Regions from separate parts of the Homo sapiens genome. Here region 1 is linked to region 2. A link is a loop called in an ENCODE intact Hi-C map of the cell type or tissue named here. Cell type or tissue: gastrocnemius medialis. All regions are shown on one strand. Each heading gives the region's core, and the rest is flanking DNA. Links, peaks and the distances in the headings are about the cores only. Region 1 overlaps PBRM1 (polybromo 1). Region 2 overlaps NISCH (nischarin).

Region 1 (5,377 bases), core at 70-5,069, 140 kb before region 2:
TGTTTAATAATGCCTGTACATACAATGAGCCGGAGTCTTTGATCTACAAAGATGCTCTTGTTCTACACAAAGTCCTGCTTGAAACACGCAGAGACCTGGAGGGAGATGAGGACTCTCATGTCCCAAATGTGACTTTGCTGATTCAAGAGCTTATCCACAATCTTTTTGTGTCAGTCATGAGTCATCAGGATGATGAGGGAAGATGCTACAGCGATTCTTTAGCAGAAATTCCTGCTGTGGATCCCAACTTTCCTAACAAACCACCCCTTACATTTGACATAATTAGGAAGAATGTTGAAAATAATCGCTACCGTCGGCTTGATTTATTTCAAGAGCATATGTTTGAAGTATTGGAACGAGCAAGAAGGATGAATCGGTATGTTTTCAAAGCCATTTTTATTTTGAGGATATGTGCTATTTAATACAAAACAGATGAAAGAATATTGCTTTGATGTACTATTTCCACTTACATACATGATTTGTAGTTGGTAGCATGCTATTCTGAATTCTAATCAGCCAGAACTTCTTAAGAGTGAGTATATTCTGTGGGGGAGAGAAGGCACACCACTAAGTCATCTAGTTTAAGGCCAGTGAGGAGGAAGACAAAATTGAAAATCTCTTGAAAAGCATAAACTTAAAATACAGCCTTTCATAGAATGTGTTTTTTAAAAAGATAAATGTTTCTAATTGGAAATAGTAACAGCGTTTTTCTTTTAAGGTTTGGCTTCAGTGCACGAATGCTTTAAATAAAATAGCTCTAAGGTGTTGTCCTGAGGTTAGACTGATAGAAATTTGATCACCATTTTAAGTACCTCAGAGGGTTTCTTTTTTTTTTTTAATCTCAGGTTTCTCACCTTAAGAGCTTGCTGAAGACATTAAATGTTCTAAAAGAAGCAATCAAATTTAGATTTACTTTAAACTTAAATTTCCTTCTAATTTTTATCTGTGATATATCGTTGCTACATGTCAATAGCAGACTTGACTATTAAATTCAGCAATTACAGTGTATTTTATATGTGCACTTAGAGACAGTTGGAAAAATATAAAAAAAAAAAAGATACAAACCTTACCTTCCTGGAGCTTACAGCCTATCATGTTTAGAACTAGACCTTCAGGCAGTGTAATGCCAGCTGGGGAATCTATGAAATCAGAATTTGCTCTGAACCTTTAAAGAAAAGCAAGTAGTAATGTTTGCTTTCAGTGTCTTTGCAAATAAAAGAAAAAAAACATAGTAACATTTGCTGCTTGTGTTAAGCACCAGCTCTTCGTAAAGCACCATGCTAAGCACTTTATGAAGGCAATCTCTAACCCTTATGATAGCCATTCTAGATAAGTGATAATCTTTTCAGTTTGCATGTGAAAGAATTAGAGGCATAGGCAGAGAAAAGTTACCCATAGTCTTACAACTAGTAAATGATGTGACTTGTCTTGCTCTCCACTGCAGAGGGCTACTCCTGAGCCAGTTACCAGGACAAGTCATGGAGCACGGCCATAGATGATAAGCCTTGAGCTCTGTGCTCTAAAAGCTTGAAGTCTGATGGATGGGCCAGGACTTACGCTTAAGGGAAAAATAATTCCACACATGAGACAACATGCCACAACCTTATATTTAGTAAAGATGGTGATGTAAGGAACTCTGTGGGCCACAGTTCTCCTTAAAAGGCATGGGATGATAGGTAGGGTTCAAATGAATAGGCCAGAGGATATTTCAAATAAGATGAATGTTATGAGCAAAGAAATGGAGTTAGGAAATGAATATGATATGTTTAAGAGACAGGGATAGAGTTGGGGCCAGTTTGGTGAGGCCCATGTGTGACACTTTTAAGAAATGGTCCTTAATAATATGGTTCTTCAGCAATTGAGTAGAAATAAAGAGAAGGATGGAGGGACATCTTGCAGTCAAAAACTCTTGGAGTTACTCATTTATTCAACACATATTTATTGAGAGGCTACTTAATGAGCATATTCTAGATGCATGTAATACACCAGTGGGCAAAACAAACTCTGCTTTCATGTAGCTTAGACTTCTTTCTGTTCTTGTTCTTGGCTTAAGTAGTCCTTAAGTCTAATACCCCTCCCTTCCTCTCCTCCCTGCTTAGCCCCATTACATCTTGGTGTTAGTTCTGTGAGTCTTTCAATGAGTATTTGTCTTCTAGATTATTAGGAACTTCGTTTATGTCTTATAGATGAAATGTTTATTTTAAGAATTAAGATTTGTATCTCTAGGAAATTAGCTCTTTTCATTCTCCCATTGTTGACATGGTTGTTTTTTGCTTTTGAGGCCTGGAAGATAGAGTCCAAGGTGTATTTTTATGAGATAGTGATGCACACAGTTTTACCCTCATGCCCAGAGCTTTGTTGAAAAACAAAAGGGATCCCTGGTAATTTAGTAGTTAGGAAAAATTTTTTAAAGAAAAACATACGGGGAGCCATTCTTAACTTTGTGAACAAAGATAGTATTGTGATTGCTTATAGTACTTATTAAGAATAAGTACTTAATAAGAATTGATGGAGATGCATCAATTTAGTGAATGATAAACTATGCCTTTATCTACTATATTATCAGTAACAAAGCTAGGCATCCCAGAAATATTAGTTCATAAATTCAATGAAGTCTACATACCGTAGATTTCCATGTTGATCTCTAAGAGTCTTCATGCTTCATCACCATTTACCCCTACCCCTACCCACCACTGCTACCCAACATCACCTAGGACTTCACAGGCTAAAATAGAAGGAATCTGAACAGTGAGACGTAACAAGAGAAAAATTCACTCAGGTGACAATAGTTTGTCCATCAACAGTATTTAGTAACAGCACAGTGCTGACTCATGCCAGTTGGCTGCTGGCTTTCCTAAACTGCTGGCAGTATTCCCAGACTAAACACTCTGATCCCCTTGCAGGTAAAAGAGACCTGTGGGAAGATGAACAAGGGAAGCATTAAGAGCCTCCTGTATTCTTAATTATTTCCTTTTGCTGAATGTCTGCCTTATATAAAAAGATTACCAATTGAGGGGAATTTAGAGTTCTTTTTCCAGCTTGCGTTTATGTTCCTGCACATTCAATGAATACCTGACCTCGTAGACTAATAAATTCTTTATAATGCTTTGAATAAACAAAAGCATATACTAGGTGTTTAGTGACTCTTGTACAGAATGTTCATTTCTAAACCATGCGATATGATGGAATTATGATCTGCCCTTTTAGTATACCATGAAAGGTATTTACAAAAATTTTACAAAAATTTTTTACTTTTAATTTACAGAAATTTTCACTTTTTATACTTAAAATTGTACACTATTATAAAATGAACTTTAATTTCAAGTGAACAGAATTCAAATATCTTCATTCAGAAAACAAACATAAAATTATGTTTTAGGGGCCAGGTACAGTGGCTCACACCTGTAATCCCAGCACTTTTGGAGCCCAAGGTGGGAGGATGGCTTGCACTCAGGAGCTTGAGACCAGTCTGGACAATATAGCAAGACCTTCCTTAGCTCTACTTAAAATAAAATTTAAAAAATCAGCCAAGCTTGGTGACATATGCCTATAGTCCCAGCTACTCGAGAGGTTGAGGTGGGAGGATTGCTTGAGCCAGGAGATTGAGACTGTAGTGAGCCATGATCGTGCCACTGTACTCCAGCCTGGGCAGCAGAGTGAGACTGTGTCTCAAGAAGAAAAAAAAAGTGTTTCAGGGGTGTCTTCCCTTGGTAAGTTTTATTTTTATTGCTTTCCTACAAGTATTAGCATTTCTATGACCCCAAAAGATATTTAAAACCTTTCCAAGGCCGGACACAGTGGCTCACACCTGTAATCCCAGCACTTTGGGAGGCCACGGCGGGCGGATCACCTGAGGTCAGGAGTTCGAGACCAGCCTGGCCAACATGGTGAAGCCTCGTTTCTACTAAAAGTACAAAAATTAGCCAGGCATGGTGGTAGGTGCCTATAATCCCAGCTACTTGAGAGGCTGAGGCAGGAGAATCGCTTGAACCTGGGAGGCAGAGGTTGCAATGAGCTGAGACCGCACCACTGTACTCCAGCCTGGGCAACAAGAACGAAACTCCATCTCAAAAAAAAAAAAAAAAGAGACTTTCCGGAAACACCCATTTAGATTATTGATCGTGTCTTTTAATTGTTTGTCAGTTCACCTTTGCTGATGGGAGCAGCATTCTGGGGACCTCTCTGAAGTTTGATGCTCTAGTGGCATGTATCAGTAGGTGGCCTACTTGGCCACACTCCTCTGACCAGAATGTCTCTGTAACTGCTAAGACCTTTGTGGTTAGTTTTGTGAATAAGTTTTTAGACTCTGGTATTCTTAGTTAATAGAATTTGATTTATGCCAGCCAGGTGTGGTGGCTCACATCTGTAATTTAAGCACTTTGGAAGGCTGAAGAGGGAGGATCACTCGAGGCCAGGAGTTCGAGACCAGCCTGGGCAACACAGGGAGCACCCTGTTGCTACAAAAAATTTTAAAATTAGCCAGCCTGAGCCCAAGAAGTTGAGGCTATGGTGAGCTGTGATCACGCCACTGCACTCCAGTCTGGGTGACAGGGCAAGACCCAGCCTCAAAATAAAATGAAATAAAAACAATTGTATGTAAACCTTCCTCAGACCACAGTGGTACTAGAAACAGTAATAAAATTTCCTCCAGTCAAAATTCTAAAGTCTGAAGTTTATTTTGCCCACTCCCCACATTTTATTTATTTATTTATTTATTTATTTATTTATTTTGGGACAGAGTCTCACTCACTCTGTTGCCCAGACTAGAGTGCAGCGGCGCGATCTTGGCTCACTGCAACCTCCACCTCCCGGGTTCAAGTGATTGTCCTGCCTCAGCCTCCTGAGTAGCTGAGATTACATGTGTGCACCATCAGTTTTTGTATTTTCAGCAGAGACTGGGTTTCACCATTTTGGCCCACCTTGGCCTCCCAAAGTGCTGGGATTGTAGGTGTGAGCCACCACAACTGGCCTGTTTATTGATTTTTTTTTTTTTAACAGACAGGGTCTTGCTCTGTTGCCCAGAGTGGGAATGCAGCGGTGCCATCATAACTTACTGCACCCTTGAACTCCTGGGCTCAAGTGACCCTCCCGCCTCAGCTTCCCGGATAGCTAGGACTGCAAGTGTGTACCCCAATGCCAGGCTACTTTTTTGTTGAGACAGCGTCTTGCTGTGTTGCTTAGGCTGGTCTCAAACTCCTGGCCTTAAGCAGTCCTCCCGCCTCGGCCTCCCAAAGCATTGGGATTATAGGCATGAGCCACCATGCCTGGCCGCTTTATTTCATAAATGAGGAAGGAGACTCAGAAAAGTTCTGGGTATGACATACATAATCTTTTTTCCATCTTTCACTATGTTGCCTTTGCTGGTTCCCCAGAATTA
Region 2 (5,377 bases), core at 184-5,183:
GGGAGGCAGAGCTTGCAGTGAGCCAAGATCGCGCCACTGCACTCCAGCCTGGGTGACAGAGCAAAACTCTGTCTCAAAAAACAACAACAACAACAACAAAAAACAAAACTTAGCGGGGCATGGTGGCAGGCACCTGTAATCCCAGCTACTTGGGAGGCTGAGGTAGGAGAATCGCTTGACCCCAGGAGGTAGAGGTTGCAGGGAGCTGAGATCATACCACTGTACTCCAGTCTGGGCCACAGAGCAAGACTCTAGCTCAAAACAAAAACAAAACAACACAAAAACACCAATGACATTTTTTATTTTTTGGGGAAAGAAGCCAAGTTCCTTAAAATGTCCTGTTAACAACACGAACTTTTTATGCAGATGTGAACTAAAGTGTCCCAGGGGCTGTCAAGTGCTGGGAGGCCCCCCATGAGTGTCTGCCTACCCCACAGAAGGTCCAGCCTCTGAATACTGATAGACATAGCAGTGTCCTCACCCATCCTTAGTGGTGGAGACCACAGCCCAGGACCCTGATCCACAGACATTGCCCCAGGCAGGATATAGGTGAAGCTTACCTTCATCGAGGTTGCTGAGAAGCGGACACTCAGCGTGGCTAAGGTGGGCTTCGATGCGACCAGCCCTCTGATGTGCTTAGCATCACAGTGACTTATCTGGAACAAAGAACAGCTGCATCTCAGAAACAGAATCCTTGCTCCGTCAGAAGTCCCCAGATGCAGGTGTTTCCTACCCCCATACAAAAGCACAATGACAGGCAACCCAAATCCTCAGAGATGGGAGGCCACTCAAGACCAAAGTGTCTCTTTTTCCCAGTGTCAGTGCCGACCAAACATTCCCTGAAGTATCTAGTAAGAAAGGTGCCTGGCCCCTCAGACTCACAATGGACCACAAATTCCATTTCCTCTGTAAGGGCTGCCTGGGGCTTGGCAGGTGAACATAAAGTGTGGGTCATGGAAACTGCTGGGGAGAACAAGGGGCCTCCACAGCACAGCGAGTGGGGTGGATCCTCCTGTTCACCCAGCCCCCACTCCATGGAACTGAGCTGTCTTGTGGTGAGGAGGGGCAGGCCACAGGTCAAAGCACACTCCCCAAGCCACCTGCCCAAGCACACCCAAGACCCAGATCCAGAGCCTCAGCCTGCTTGGCAGGGCTGGGTCGGGTTTCCCCTTCACTTCCCTGTCCTCAATCGGCAGCAGGGCACACCACAAGTTTCCCTAGACCACTGTAGACGGAACAGCCCAGTGCACAGCAGAGGCTCTGGAGGCAGTCTCAGCTGAATTCAAATCCCAGGTTTCCGCTCATTAACTGTGTGGCCCTGGCCAAACTTCCTTATCTGCCCAAGCCTCAGTTTCCCCAACTGTAAAATGGAAATAAAAGTGCCCTCTTCACGGGGCTGTTGGGAAGATTCAATCAAGGAGACATGGGGCCACAGGGCAGAACACAAAAGCCATGCTCAAAAAATTATGCTTTAAAACTTTTTTTGTATTCATTACTGACTTTTCTTTTCAAAAATGCTAAAATTGGCATCGCAAACCAAAGAGTCCAGTAGTGACAGATGCAGAGTGTTTCTTGTGTGGGTGCCCCAGAGGGCAGGGCATCTTCAAAGCTCTTTGCCAATCGGCCTTGGGAAATACAGACTTGTATTTAGTTCTGTCTGACCCCCAGGATGACTTCCCAGGACTTGAACTTGAGGTACACATGCCCCCTGCCCCTATGAGGAGTCCTAGAATGAGCCAGGTGCTGGTGCTCCACCCTGGCTAACCGCCCCTGCAGCTCACGCCAGGGAAGGTGTGTGCAGACCAGCCAGGGACAGGAGAGGCCTCTCTTTCTCCGCCTTCAGAGGGCCTGGTCACCTACGCAGAACCTGTCACATACTGCCAAACACGAAAGCACAGCACCTTATGATTAAATTAGGACACCCAACATCACAAACACTCTCTAGCCTCTGAGTTGGGAGCGAGAGGATGCTGTGCAGCGCTGGGCCTTACCTCCACCTGATGCAGGGACTTGAATATTGATAGGTCGAACGGCAGGAGCTGCTCCTGAATGTTGCTGGTCCCAAAAGGTCCTTCTGTGCCAGAAACCTGAAGCCAAAGATAAGGCTTAAATTGGGAACAGTGTCGCATGCCCATCGGGGAGTGCTGCAGCAGCTGACAAGTTGAAGACAACTTTGACCACTTCTGTCTTCAACAAAGCAGGCTCAGGCCAGGACTTAATTTAACGGGACACTGGGTCACGACCGCCCCCTGGTGCCCACAGCCAGAAGCATAGTGCCAAGAATAACCGGGCGGCCTTCCTTCCACCAACAGTCCCCCATGGTCTCCTTCACACAAACTGCCAGCCAGTCCCCCGCAGGTTGCACCCCCACCGACTGCGGGGCTCTCCATGACTGAGCTGCTGCAGCTTTACCTTAAGGTACTTAAGGCGACAGGTGAAGTCCAGGATGTGCCCGAGGTCGGTCTTGGCATCCCCACTGGCGCACGTGGGCTTTCCCTGCTGCAGCTGCTCCGTGACGGCATACAGCTGCAGGGGTCCAATGGCAAAGACCTCGCCGGCCCCCAGGAGCTGTTCTCCTGCAAGAGCCATGCCCTGAAGGATAAGTGTCCAGCCGCAGCCCCAGCCCTCGTGCAGCCAGGATTTCCACCTTTTCTGTCAACAAGCAGTTGGCAAGCACCCACTGTGTCAGGGCAAAGCCAGCGCCCTGGGCATGCAGGAGCTGCTGCCCTCCTGGGTGCCTGCTAGGCACAGGGCAACCCTAGACATGTGATGACAGAGGAGGGCAGGGCTGTGGGGCTGTGAGGCTGGGGAGCCACTGAGGGAGGAGTGAGGCCGAGTCGAGACCAAAGGCACTGGGCCAGAGTGAGGCTGCGGAGAGGGACAGCATTCTGGGTGACACACCTATGCTGCAACCTCCGAAATGCAAACACCCAGGTCAGGCGCAGGCCTATGGTGCCAGCGTGGTGCAGAGCCTGGAAGCAGGATGGGTTCTGAGCCCAACTGACTGCTGCTTGGTCCTCGCTCCACTCCTCCCAGCCATGTGCCCTCAGGCTGGTGACTGGGCCGCTGACCCCGTATCCTTCCCTATACCTGTGGCTCCTGGGGGAAGGCAGTAAGATGCAAACAGGAAGCATTCATCACACATGAGCTACTATAACTGTGCTCTCTGGCAGGGATGGGACCCAGGGTCAGCTTCTATCTGCCATCTGAGCCCTTTCAGGTAAGCACAAACCAGGTGCGAGGGAGCAGTGTGCTACCCACCTTCCAGCACCCACCACAGCGCTTTGGAACACAGCCCAAGTCTGGGCTGAGCCCCTGACATGGTACTCAAGAGTACTGAAGGACCACAGCTCCTCAGACCTGGCCACCTACAGGGGAGGTAGGTGGGCTCCAGAGTGACTTCTATGCCATCCTGTGCCTCTGGCCGCCTCATAAAACTACACAACTTATGCTCAGTATTTCAGGGACATGTGGCCACATACCTTTCTCAAAGAGCTCTTCAGCCAGTGCCGCGGTGATGCCATTTATCTCCTGCAGAGAACACAAAATTTGCCCTTAGAAAGTCCACCTGACCCCAGTCCCTGGGGTCACATTCCCCGCTATCTATCCCCTCTGTTGTGCCAGTGCCATCTCTCTAGGAAGTTAAACTAAAGAAAGGAGGGCATAAACCTACAATGAAGCAAGAAGCTTAGAAAGGGAAACTAAGTATTCTAGTTATGTGGATACCTGAAATGTCTCCTCCAAAGCAGAAGGGAAATCAGCCTAATGCTGCGACTCCAGTCCATAGGGCCAAGGGCACTGTAGCCCAGGAGGCCAGCAGAGCTGCATTACTCTAAGGGCTTTTGGGAAGCCAGCAGCTCCCAAAACTGGCTCTGGGTGTTCCTAGGAGAGGGTGTGGCAGAGAGAAAAGTCCTGTTTTTTCTGGAAGAGAGGCTCTTATCACCCTGGTGGGATGAAGGACCACCCAGAGCTAACCCTCCCTGGGAATGACCATTTCCACTTCCTCTCACGTTTCAAATGTGTCTCAGGAAAAGAGTGAACACTTGTTTTCTTCTTGTGTTCATCCCTTCCAGATTCACAACAGTAACACTCAGCCCCAGGGTCCCAAGAAAGAAGCGGGAAGGATTTCCTTTTTAAATGATGTGATGAAGGGCAGGACAAGGCCAAGCCCCCAGTCATACAAACAACACGCTTGGATCCTAATTCATACTGGGTCATGCCCTGAGCCACTGAAGGCTCCTGAATCCTCCCAACATCCTACAAGAGGAAAAGCGATAACTGCTTTTTTTTTTTTTTTTTTTAAATAGAGACAGGGTCTTGCTCTGTCACTCAGGCTGGAGTGCAATGGTATGACCATAGCTCACTGCAGCTTGGAACTCCTGGGCCCAAGTAATCCTCCTGCCTCAACCTCCCAAGTAGCTGGGACTATAGGTGTGCATCAGCACAACCTGCTTTTTTTTTTTTTTTTCTTTTTTGAGACGGAGTCTTGCTCTGTTGCCCAGGCTAGAGTGCAGTGGTGTAATCTCGGCTCACCGCCACCTCTGCCTCCCAGGTTCAAGAGATTCTCCTGCCTCAGCCTCCCAAGTAGTTGGTAGTACAGGCATGTGCCAAGATGCCCAGCTAATTCCTGCATTTTTAGTAGAGACAGGGTTTCACCATGTTGGCCAGGCTGATCTCAAACTCCTGTCCTCAAGTTATCCACCCTGCCTCAGCCACCCAAAGTGCCAGGATTACAGGCATGAGCCACTGCCCCTAGCCAACCAACTAATTTTTAAGAAAATATTTTGTAGAGACAGGGTCTCACTATGTTGCCCAGGGTGGTCTTGAACTTCTGGCCTCAAGAGATCCCCCCACCTCGGCCTCCCAAGTTGTTGGGATTGCAGGTGTGAACCACTGCACCCAGCAACGGAAGCTTCTATCTTGAGCTCCGTTTCACAAATGAACAACCTGAGGTGGACAAGCGCCGACACCCTCAATTTTACATGGCTAAAAACCAGCAAAGCCACACTCAAGCCCTTGGCCTTGGGCCTCTGCATATGAAACCCGTTGCCTCAGCAGTTCAGTGTAATAACTGTGGGGTTGGCAGTGCCCCCAAGGCCCTCAGCCCCCCACCCCCACATCCCACAGGTAGGAATTTTAACTCATCGACAGATGGCAGCCAACAGGCCTTTTCGTAAACAGCTCCAGATGGAGGCTGCATAATCCTCATAACTCACAGGAACATTGGGAACATCGCTTCCACCAGGACAAGCAATTCACGTGTTTATGGGATTCTAAAGACACAGGAGACAGGGTGTCCTTTTCCTGTTTTTCTCTTGGGTTGTTTGTCTCTTTCTTATCTTTTATACACTGTGGCCATTTTAATGGTGGTTTATAT

What was found. Hi-C counts contacts between places; a loop is a spot of excess contacts. Peaks named below come from ENCODE experiments on the same cell type or tissue, not always from the same donor. Only the 100,000 strongest peaks of a DNase experiment are listed, where the experiment ranks them.
Region 1: a loop joins it to region 2, with 6 times the contacts of the local background. A loop is called at or near these places in 3 of 110 quality-filtered maps.

What each region holds. Positions count from the first base shown.
Region 1 is chr3:52,604,312-52,609,688 of GRCh38, reverse strand. It overlaps PBRM1 (polybromo 1), which reads left to right. Exons shown (of 32, transcript NM_001405607.1): 18 at 1-376. Among named protein-coding and RNA genes, the nearest start is that of UQCC5, 70 kb to the right of the region's middle. In gastrocnemius medialis, for the core only: no CTCF peak of the experiment used is centred there; a DNase peak (open chromatin) is centred at 2,838; H3K27ac peaks cover 3,697 bases.
Region 2 is chr3:52,469,013-52,474,389 of GRCh38, reverse strand. NISCH (nischarin) reads right to left here. Exons shown (of 21, transcript NM_007184.4): 4 at 3,483-3,531; 5 at 2,413-2,576; 6 at 1,992-2,087; 7 at 561-656. Among named protein-coding and RNA genes, the nearest start is that of NISCH, 16 kb to the right of the region's middle. RefSeq lists an enhancer at 2,656-3,156. In gastrocnemius medialis, for the core only: a CTCF peak has its summit at 2,258 (motif pointing left); DNase peaks (open chromatin) are centred at 2,249 and 2,709; H3K27ac peaks cover 3,550 bases.